2 separate regions of the Mus musculus genome follow, and region 1 is linked to region 2. Evidence: chromatin contacts called from ENCODE Hi-C or POLR2A ChIA-PET data. All regions are on one chromosome and are shown on one strand. The core of a region is the stretch at or near the end of the contact, and the rest is flanking DNA. Distances in the headings are between cores, read along the strand shown.

Region 1 (5,645 bases), core at 207-2,706, 90 kb after region 2:
TTTGAAAAAGTCAGATTTATAGCCTTAGGCAGGGCTGCACATAACTGACATAAGTTCCAGGAGTTCAAGGTCATCGTACTGGGCTATATGAGACTTTGCCTCAAAAATAAATAAGCCGGGCAAGGTGGCACATAGCTTTAATCCCAGCCCTGGCAGGCAGCAGCAGTAGAATCTCCAGGTTTGAGGACAGCCTGGTCTACATAGTGAGTTTCAGGACAACTAGGCCTACACAGAAAAACTTTGGTCTCAAAAAACTAAAATTAATTAATTAATTGATAATTATTAAATATTAAATGACAATTAAAGCAGGTGCTAGAAAGTGGCTCGATGATGAAGGCCCTGGCAGAGGACCCAAGTTCACTTCCTGGCACTCACATCAGCCAGGCCACCACCATTTACAGCTCCAGGTTGGGGATCTGACACCTTTGGTCTCCAAGGGCACCAGGCCTCATGAACACTTATTTCCAGGCAGATACACAGGAGTTAAAAACAAAGGCTTTGTTGGTTTGTCTGTTTGTTTTAAAGAAAGAAAGGGAAAGAATAGGAAGCTTTAGAAAAACAACATTGAATGACTTGGGAGTGCTGTAGACTTCAGCTAGGCCCTAAACAGGGCAGGCAAGGGTCCGACGACTTAGCTATACGCTCTAGTCTCCATATCAAATGTTATCAATATAAAACTTAGTTACCTATGAAAATCAGAGAAGTAGCCTTTTTAAAATTATTTTTAAATGTAAACTAGGCATCTTAGTCCTGTGAGTCTTATCAACATAAAACTTAGATAACTATAAAAATCAAAGTAGCCAGTTTTTTGTTTTGTTTTGTTTTTTTTAATGAGAGACATCTTTGTCCTTTGGAGTCTGAGGCAGGAAATTGCCTCCCTGAGTCGCCGGGGACCTCAGGCTGTCAGAAGAGGGCTTAGGGTTCTCTGGAACTGGAGTTACAGATGATCAACCACGCGCAACGTGGGAACCAAAATCTAGGTTCTCAGAGCATTAAATGCTCTTAGCTGCTGAGCCGGCTCTTCTGTTTCTGTAGCTACTGAGACAGGATTGTATTATGTTAACTGGCCTCAAACTCAAAATCCTCCTGCCTCAGCTTCTGAGTGCTACCTACGTCATGACTGTTTTTAAGATAGTATGAACTCCCAAATTCCATTTCCTTATTCAAATAAATTAATAAAACGGGGCTCCGCTCTAGGCCCCTGTGCTGAGGGAATGAATAACTCAATGGGTCTGACATTATTAGTGGAGTGGATCTTCAGATGGCTTCTGTTCCCCAAGGATGCGGGAGGCGGCAGCCCTTGGTGAGGTCACAGAAGCATCCCGGGGTGTTGGGAGCTCCCTTAATTAGCACACCTGAGAGCTAGGTCACTCTGTGTTGACTAGCTGCAGCCAGGCCTCTAGGCTCCTCTCCATGCGCTGGCCCAAGTGTGGAAAAACACCAGGGCTTCCTTTTTCTCCTGAACACGGTGGGGAGCGGTGAGAATTTACTAGAACTCTCCTGAAGAACACTGATGGAAAACAAACACGGGAAACTCCACACGGCAAAGCCCAGCATGCGACCCAGCTTCCTCTGCGCCCTCCCAGGAAGTAGGCCTTCACAATAGACGCTGAGCCGGGCTAGGGGTGGCCTGTGCCCTGTGAGGGGGGTGAGGTAGGGGCCTTGCACGGATGCATCCAAGAACACCCAGAGTCTTGAAAAGACTTATGGCGCTTTTTGTTCACCTCCTCCGACACCTAAATATCCTCCAGTCTCCCCCTTATCCAGAGGAAAAGACATTTTTCTCCTCCTTCGTGTTTTACGTGAAAATTTCCGCGTTTGCCTTAGCTCTGTTCTAATTCCAGTTCTTGAATTCTGGAACTCCGCCATTATGCAACCACTCCCACTGGGTGGCTGTTCTCTAGGGACCAGAATGTAGGTTTTATCCTGTGGTTTTTGGACCCCATTAAAAACAAAACATCTGTTGAAATATATCTAGCCGTGAAAGAAAACGAAGGGTTTTTAGCAGGGTGGTGGTGGAGCGTGACTGTAATCCTGGGACTGGGAGGTAGAGGCAGTTGGATCTCTGAGCTTGTGGTTCAGTTTCCAGTACCACATCAGGTGACTCACAACCGCCTTTGACTCCAGCTCCAGGACATCTGATGCCCTCTGGCTCCACAGGCACGGAATTCATGCACACATAGCCACATACAGATACATACACATCATTTAAAATTATAATAAAAATAAATCTAAGAAAGGACCTCCCAGGGTCTAATCTTTCTGACTTCAACCCGTGAGAACTTCCTTTGGATTCTTCAGAACTGGGCAATTTTCTAAAACTATGAATTAGTTTAGCTGCTGATAATGTACTATTCATCTCACAAAGCTAGAAAAAAAAAGAGTTTGGACACATCTATCATCAAGGAATGATAAACGTTTGAGGATATAGATGTTTTAATTAAAATATTTGCACAATAAGTGTGAAGAGGAGAAAGAAGAGGAGGAGGAAGGATCGGAGGGGGGAGAGGCAGTGGGCAGGGGGCTGGTCTAGCAGGTGAAGGCACTCACAGGCAAGCAAGCTGGATTCCCAGGTCCAACGCAGTGCAAGGAAAACTCCCAACTCCTGCACGTCGTCCTCTGACCCCCACACCCATGCTGTGGTGAGTGTGAGTGTGCACACACACAGACACATACACAATAGTGGTAAAAAAAAAACACAGAAATGCTACATAAAACACACACATGTATCATTGGGTACTCTGTGAATCTGTATGATTTTATGACTTGGTTAAGTATAATTAAATTTATTTTAGTTATTGTTTTTGAAACAAACTCTTACTATATACCCATGTTGCCTTGGCTGGCCTAGAACTCACAGAGACCCACCAGCCTCTGCCTCCCAAGCCCTGAGATCAAAGGAGTGTGTCGCAATGCCCAGTCTGTTTAGATCCAGTTTACAAAAACATGTTTAAAAATAAAAAATAAAAAAACATGTGAGATGTGTGTGTGTGTGTGTGTGTGTGTGTGTGCGCGCGCGCGCACGCGCTTTTGATATCCCAGCTCTGGTGAGGTAGAGCCAAGAGGAACCAGGGTTCAAGGATAGCCTAAGCTCCATTTGATTCTGTCTTAAAAGAATAAAACCATGAGGTTGAGGAGATAATTTAGCTGGTAGATAATTTAGCCAATGAGGGCAGGGGGCTCTGTGTGCATGTATCCAGCATCCACACATAAAGCCAGGTGTGGTGGCACAGCTCTGGATGCCCAGCATAAGGGGATGGAGACAGCAGGATCCCTGGGACTTGGGAGCCAGGCAGTCCAGCCGATGGTAAGTCCAAGTTCAATGAGAGCGCCTGTCTAGTGGGGATAAGGTGGAAAAGTGAGGGGGCTGGAGAGATGACAGAGCAGGGAAGAGCACTCGCTGCTCTTGGAGAGGACCTGGGTTTTATGTACACATGATGCTCTAAAGTAACAATAAAAAAAACTAGACCCCCCCCCCATCACATAAATGACTGCTGTTGTGTTGTTTTCAATACTGAGGATCAAATCCATGAATCCGTGGTCTTATGTATCCTAAGCATGGCCTGTTACTGTTCTACATCTTCAGATCCCCCCCCCCAATCAGTTTACAGCATTCTCTTGCATAGAAATTAAATTCGGTGGCTCCCTGAGATGTTTCAAGGGCAAAGCTGTAGCTCTGAACTGGACAGCAAAGGCCCCCAATATGCCTATCTCTTCCACTGCAACCAACAGAAATATGCCTGATCCCGCATTCTAAACTCCCTGGCTATTTTATATATTGCACCTCTTTGCTTTTGCCCCATGTCCAGTAGGCACAGTGTCCTTCAAGATCTAGTGGGGTACTGGCTGGCTGGCTGGCTGGCAAGTTCAGTGTGGACAGCCTTCAGTATGCTCTTAGTACACCATGCCTATATGGAGACGCTAATCCCTGACTTAGTGCTTGCTTCTTTGCTAGGCTTTAATTGCAGCAGTACATGAGCTCTGTTTTACTGAACTCTATAACTCTAATTTAGAGCTAAATACTCTGAGAAGTATAGAAAAAAAGCCTTAGGCCGGGCAGTAGTGACGCATACCTTTAATCCTACTTGGGAGACAGAGGCAAATGGATCTCTGAGTTTGAGGCCAATCTGTTTTATAGAATGAGTTCCAAGACATCTAAGGCCACACAGAGAAACCTTGTCCTGAAAAACAAATAAACAAAAAAGCTTGAATGCTTGGTTTTAGTTTTTGTTTGGCTTGGTTTCCCCATGGCTCAGCACTGCTTTTGGTGCTAGAACCACAATAATGAACAATTCCAGGGTGGGGTTTGGATGTCAGTGATAGAACACTGAAGTGTGTAAGGCCTGGTGCTCAGTCTATAGCACTGAGGAAAGAGAGCCAAACAATACCAGACCAAAGTCTGGCTCTGAGTACATGAACACCACACAAGTGATCCTGAGAAAGAGGTGCTTTTAGGGTGGCAGTGACCAGCATCCTCTCAGCTTAGCAGACGGAAGAGGCAATAAGATCTTTTCCTCTTTCTTTTATTCTTTCTTTTTTTTTTTTTTTTTTTTATTATTATATGTAAGTACATTGTAGCTGTCTTCAGACACACCAGAAGAGGGAGTCAGATCTTGTTACGGATGGTTGTGAGCCACCATGTGGTTGCTGGGATTTGAACTCTGGACCTTCGGAAGAGCAGTAAGAGCAGTCGGGTGCTCTTACCCACTGAGCCATCTCACCAGCCCAGCTTTTATTCTTTCTTTGAGGCAGGCTTGCATACAGCCTGGGCTAGTTTTAGACTTGCTTTGTAGGCAAGGCTGACCTTGAACTTCTGACTCCCCCAGTTTCTACCTGCCCAATGCTGCCACCTTCCCCACACTGAGATTACAGCAACTGTGCTCAGTTTTATGGGGTGTAGGAGATCCAACCAAGGTTTATCCTGCATGCTGGGCAAGCACTCTAGCAACTGGGCTGTAGCCCCAGACCCCTTATCTTGCTCTTCAATTAAAGATAGATGAGCTAAATTTATAACAAAGCAGATTACTCTTTGTTTAATTAGAATTGACCAAATTAGAAGCCTCTGGCTCCTGCAGTAGTGACTTTCCGTCATGGTAACCACAACGATCAGGTGATGGCCAGGCCCCCCCGGGTATGTCCTAGAGGGCATGCCTCTGAGGGCAGAGGCTGAGCTTTCAGGCATCCGTACCATGAAGTCAGAATTCGGGTCAAAATTTTACTCAGTTCAGAGCTCCCTTCCCTGGCCATGCTTGCACAATGGCCATCTTTACCCTTCCAACACTTCTGTTTCAGTGATGTAATGCCCAGTTCTGCTCCTTTCCACTTCATTTCCTTCTATCACCAGCCCCGCTTCTTATAAACATACCTAAGAGCTGCACTCAGCGGCAGCTTATCTTGGGTCCTGGCCCAGCACTAACATCCGGACAGAGTCTGGTTCCAGGGATGATGAGGAAAGAGAAGACAGGTGGCTATGTCATCTTGGGATTGGAGTAACAGAATTTCCAGCAGTTTTGAATCATCCTTTTCTCTCAAAACCATTGGTTGACTGGAAAAAAAAATATCAACAGGGAGTAAATAAATCTCGTATTGATTCATAATCCACTGTATCTTGTCATTTTATAGTTTTTGTAGCCACTGAAAGGCAG
Region 2 (5,212 bases), core at 2,470-4,969:
AAAAAGGTGAGCCCTATGCTGTGATGCATGTCTTTAATCTGAGCACTCAGGAGGCAGAGGCAGAGGTGTAGAGGTGCAGAGGCAGAGAGGCAGAGAGGCAGAGAGGCAGAGAGGCAGGAGGCAGAGAGGCAGAGAGGCAGAGAGGCAGAGAGGCAGAGAGGCAGAGAGGCAGAGAGGCAGAGAGGCAGAGAGGCAGAGAGGCAGAGAGGCAGAGAGGCAGAGAGGCAGAGAGGCAGAGAGGCAGAGAGGCAGAGGCAGAGGCAGCAGAGGCAGCAGCAGAGGCAGCTGCAGAGGCAGAGAGGCAGAGAGAGAGGGGCAGAGAGAGAGAGAGAGAGGGGCAGAGAGAGAGGGACAGAGAGAGAGAGGGGGGCAGAGAGAGAGGGGCAGAGGCAGAGAGGCAGAGAGGCAGAGAGGGGCAGAGAGAGAGGGGCAGAGGCAGAGGAGGCAGAGGCAGGTAGACAGGTGAAGGCCAGCCTCTGCTACAAGTTCTAAGATAGCCAAGGGCTACAGAGTCCCTGTCTCAGAAATCCAAAGAACAAAGGGAGGGCAGGAGAGAGGCTGTTGGGAGCTGTCCAGAGGAGCCTCTCCCTTGCCAGGGGCCACCTCCATTTGCAGTGAGCCCACCTCATCCAAGGATGGTCGATTCCTCTTCCGAAGTACGACACAGAAGAGGGAAGCCAGCTCTACTGGAGGGAAGTGTGAGATTTGGAAGGCCAGCCTCTAACATGGACACCCGTGACACCATGCCTTAGATCAAAGTTCTTTTACTTCTGTGAGGAACGTATTTTTCTATTAACGATAATCAGCCCCATCAGGCTTTGCCTTCTTCCTTGCAATGATTAGCCCATCACTTCACATTCTTCCATCTGTGACGTTGAGCTCCCATCATTGGGAGGAGATTCAGTGACCACCTCTGTCTGAGATAAAGACAGCTGCCATTTTGATGACAATGTTTGCTAGCCCTGCTAGGGTTCTCCTGCACCCTTTTTGCAAGACTGTGCCTTACAGAGTTAGTTTAGCTTTGTTTATATGTTCCTTTGTGGGATAACAAGACTATTCACTTCAAACAATTTGGGAGTTCTCTGGAATTTCATCCAGGCAAGTATTGAGATCTCCTTGGTGGAAGGACATTTCTTTGGATCCGAAGACAGCAAGCTTTTGTCAAACACAGGGAGATCCCAAAACAGTACCATGGCAACTCTGTACACAAGACCAAGGTAGGACATACAAAGACTTCTTGGTTGGTTGGCACATCTGGAAGCTTCATAGAGGGATGAATGAGACATATTGCTGACATGAAGCAGATGTGGGATTCTGATCAATAGCTCCATAATGTCCTTGGTGACTTCTCTTTGCTAAAAAAAAAAAAAAAACAAAAAACACCCAACATGGGACATTGCCACATGTGGGAACGGGCTGGAGATGTACAGAGCACACCTGTCATTGTCATGCCAGCGCTGGGAAGGCAGGGTCTCACTGGACAGGGAAGTCAAGCCTTATGAACAAACTTCAGGCATGAGAGATCCTGTCTCAAGGGAGTTGGATGCTGTTCACATTCCTTTAATACTCTACTCAGGAGACAAAGGCAGGTAGATCTCTGTGAGTCTGTGAGTCTGGAACCAGCCTGGCCAACAAAGCAAGTTCTAGGTAGGACAGCCAGGGCTATATAGAGAGACTTTCTTAAATGGAGACTCCAAGATAGACAGACAGATAGATAGATAGATAAATAGATAGACAGACAGATAGATAGATAGATAGATAGATAGATAGACAGATAGACAGATAGATAGATAGATAGATAGACAGACAGATAGATAGATAGACAGATAGACAGATAGATAGATAGATATGGGTATTTGTTTATATTTTTAAAATATATACTCAAATATATATCTTAAAATACATAGTGAATAAAAAGTGTTCTGACTTTCTGTTTATTAATGAATTCTTTTCTGGGCTACTTTGGAGCTAGTTTTAGCACATGAACTGTGATGCCATCATAAATGCTGAACTCAAGAAAATCTCTTCCAAGAGTCAGTCAACAGGCGTGCATCCTTCTTCCGGCCCTCAGTGCTGGGTTACATCCACGCACTGTCACACCTGGCTTATGCCCTGCTGGGGATCCCACTCAGGGCTGCGTGTGGCCCAGGCAGGCAGTCTTCTCACTGAGCTACATCCCCAGCTCTGCTCTCACGGGACTTTAAAAGTTATTTGTAACGTTTATTGTGACAAATGCAATGTTATTTGTCAGTTAATGCACACAGAAGATCCCTGAAGGAAATTACTTCCAATTTGCAAGAGACTGTTGCCCTGCTTCTGAGGTCAGAGTCTTGTAAGGGTCTGTGATTCACAAAAGTAAACACAAAGAGCATTTTATTCTGCAGAGGTCCAGCATGCTGGGGTGTCCCATTACCAAGATAGAAAGAGAGACACAAGTGAGCTCACAGGTCTGATTTAAAGCACACTATGGAATTCCAGGGTAGGCTAGGCTACAGCTATAAGTCGGGTCCATCTCTACAGACATTCTATTCTTGGGTGTCGGGGGCTGGAAACTTGCTGGGGGCTGGGGAGGGGGGATGTCTGGAAACTGCTGCTGAGGACATAGCTGAGGAAGTCTGGATTTCTGTGACTGTGGATTTGAACTCAGGTCCTCAGTTTATGTGGTGAATGTCTTGCACACTGAGCCACCTCCTCAGCCCTGAGAGAAGGGCGGTAAGCCATCGTTGAGTAGAAATTTCCTCCCCGAAGGATTGCATCCTGGACGGATGTGCATTAAAAACTCAGAAAGTAAATTAAGTAGGAAGTACAGAGCTCAGAAGTGAATATTATATAATTCACAATGGCCTTCTGCAAGGTTATCTAAGCAGTGATAGCTGCCGAGAAGAATCTCCAACCCCAGAACTCAGGTCTGTGATTCATGAGTTGTTGGCCACACTATGTGCTCCATGGAACACACTCAGACCACCAGGCTTGCACAGTGTGTTCTTTAACCACTGGTCCAGATCACCAGCGTGCTGGATTTTTGTTGGTTTTATTTATTTGCTTATTTATTTATAAACAAGATCTCGTTCTGCAGGCCAGGTTGGCCTGAAATTCACTGTGGTACAAGCTGGCCTTCAACTGACAGGCAGTCCTCCTGCCTCAGCCTCCTGGAGGCTCGGATTACCCACTGTCAGGCATGATTTTTAAATTGTTTCTTAAGTTCTGTCTGAACTCTTACTTGATTACTTATTTTTAGGTGTGTAGACATAGGTTCATGTGTATACATGTAGGTGTGCTGAGCCTGGCATTCGTGTGGAGGTCAGAAGACAACCTAGGGTGTTGCCTTTGCCTTCTCATCTTGCCTTGCCCTTTGCCCTGCAACAGAAGGTGGTCATCCCTGTATTTGTCCCTCCACCCCCTGGAACAAGAGTAAAAGAAGCAATGAAGAGAAGCGAAGGAGCAGAGCTGAGGCGTCTGAGCTCGGCTGGGCATACGACAGAGGATCCATAACAGACCTCTCCTGGGAGCTGCAACATTTCCCTCTGCTGAGGAGGCTGTGTGTGCCTGGGTTGCCATGTCTCAGGATGCTCCTTCCACTGAGACACCGTGCTCCCTGCTGCCATGTTGGTGACAGCAAGAGCTTTATGTTTGTGCTGTCACGCACGCTACTCACATCCCTCCCCTTTGTGACTCACTCACCTGATTCTCCCAGTCTCTAAGCCTAGAATCCAGAGCGCAGGCAGGGGACCTCCTGGAAAGGGTGAGAAAACTGACTTCCACCTGCTGCAGTTTTGGGTCTGTGCGTCACCATAACCCTCAAGCTAAAACACCGGACCCGGCCAGCTGGGGAAAAAGCATCTAGCATGGCTCTGATCCTCATACTCAGAGCACATGATGCTGAGGTGAACACAACCAATCCCCTTTTGCCCTTGGTGCTGGGCCTGTGGGATCTAGTTTTGCTCTCCGGAGTCTGTGCTTTGCCAGGGCCACGGTCTTGGAGTGACAGGCAAGCGACAGGATTACTCGAAATTACTCTCTGCATTACTCGAAAGCTCCTGGACTACAGTTGCTCCGGAGCATAGGCTGGCAGAGGTCTCCCCTGTCCTCCTGCTGCTCTGAAGTGTACTACCCTTCTCTCAAGAAAAGCGTCTGGAGCCAGGCAAGGGTGGGGCACACCCTCATTCCCAGTACTAGAGGCTGAGGCAGGTAATGCTCTGTGAGTTTAGGGCTATCCTGATCTACAGAATGAGTTGCAGGATGGCCAGGGCTACACAGTGAAACCATCTGGTTGAAATTCCCCTTTCTGGCTTTTTTTTTTTTTTTTTTTTTCAGGAAAAAAAAAGTTGCTTTTTTGGGTCATAGTTTTTTATCACAGTAACATAAAGAAACTAGTGCACATCCTGACCCATGTCTGCTTTGTCACCTCCCTCAGGAGACAGATAAGTTTCCCTCAATGTCCTGCTCTGATCAAGAGCAATGGAGGGGGGAGGAGGGAGACATTGCATGGTGACAATAGGTCATTTTATTCTATGCTTTCCCCCAAGAATAGAAGCCCAACAGGCTGTTCCATGATATACATACTCAGCCCAGTCTTTAGGCATGGCTCAATGGAGTCACTGTACAGAAACATACAGCTTAAACTACTTAATAAAAAAAAATAACTGCAGGCATCTTGATTATAGAGACAATAGGAAGTATGGGCCAACGTAGACAGAACAATCAGATAGGGTGCATGGTATAGAAAACACAGAATTACCTTTACCTACTACTCCAGGACTTGGGCATGGAGTCTCAGGAGTAGGAACGCTAGTCTAAAGGAGACTGGAAAAAGTGGGTCCTTTGTAAGACAAAGATTTAAGTATCAAACATAAGTGCAACAGCGGAGTCAATCGAAGCTTTACTGTTTGGGACTGAGAGGGAACACTGAGGCAGAATGTCCTTTTGGATAAGAGACATGTGGGATTATTAATGCTGTGGGTAAAGAGACAACGGCATAACAAAGTCTTTGAAGACAGTTCAGGCTCACATGGCCAAGCAGAAAGGGCTGTCTCACAGGTTTTCAAAGATCGGGGGAGGTCCCATGCCAGGAGGTAGACAAGTTGTCCAGACTACAAGCTTGTAATCAGGTTGTCTCTCTGACTCTAAGGCAGCACTGGGACTGGGATGTGGTGTGGTGGGGGGAGGGACAGTTCTTGAACTCCTGAGAGGAATGTGAAGAACACCAACTGGG

The links. Hi-C counts contacts between places; a loop is a spot of excess contacts on that map. ChIA-PET counts read pairs that join two places held with the same protein, here RNA polymerase II (POLR2A).
Region 1: a map of T-helper 17 cell shows a loop between it and region 2 (1.8-fold over the local background). The contact joins the enhancer-like site here to the promoter of 1700072O05Rik in region 2. A Hi-C loop is called at or near these places in 2 of 37 maps with a recorded cell type or tissue (T-helper 17 cell and heart). POLR2A ChIA-PET finds 5 or more read pairs at or near these places in 1 of 5 experiments (embryonic stem cell).

Annotation. Positions count from the first base shown.
Region 1 is chr6:120,643,040-120,648,684 of GRCm38, forward strand. No RefSeq gene overlaps it. Among named protein-coding and RNA genes, the nearest start is that of Cecr2, 20 kb to the right of the region's middle. Within about 2 kb of position 1,457, at least 1 of the 3 ENCODE cell types and tissues checked has a DNase peak (open chromatin) inside an H3K27ac peak, as active enhancers do; it is heart, where a contact is called at or near this core.
Region 2 is chr6:120,551,077-120,556,288 of GRCm38, forward strand. 1700072O05Rik (RIKEN cDNA 1700072O05 gene) reads left to right here and starts at 3,720. Exons shown (of 4, transcript NR_045733.1): 1 at 3,720-3,884.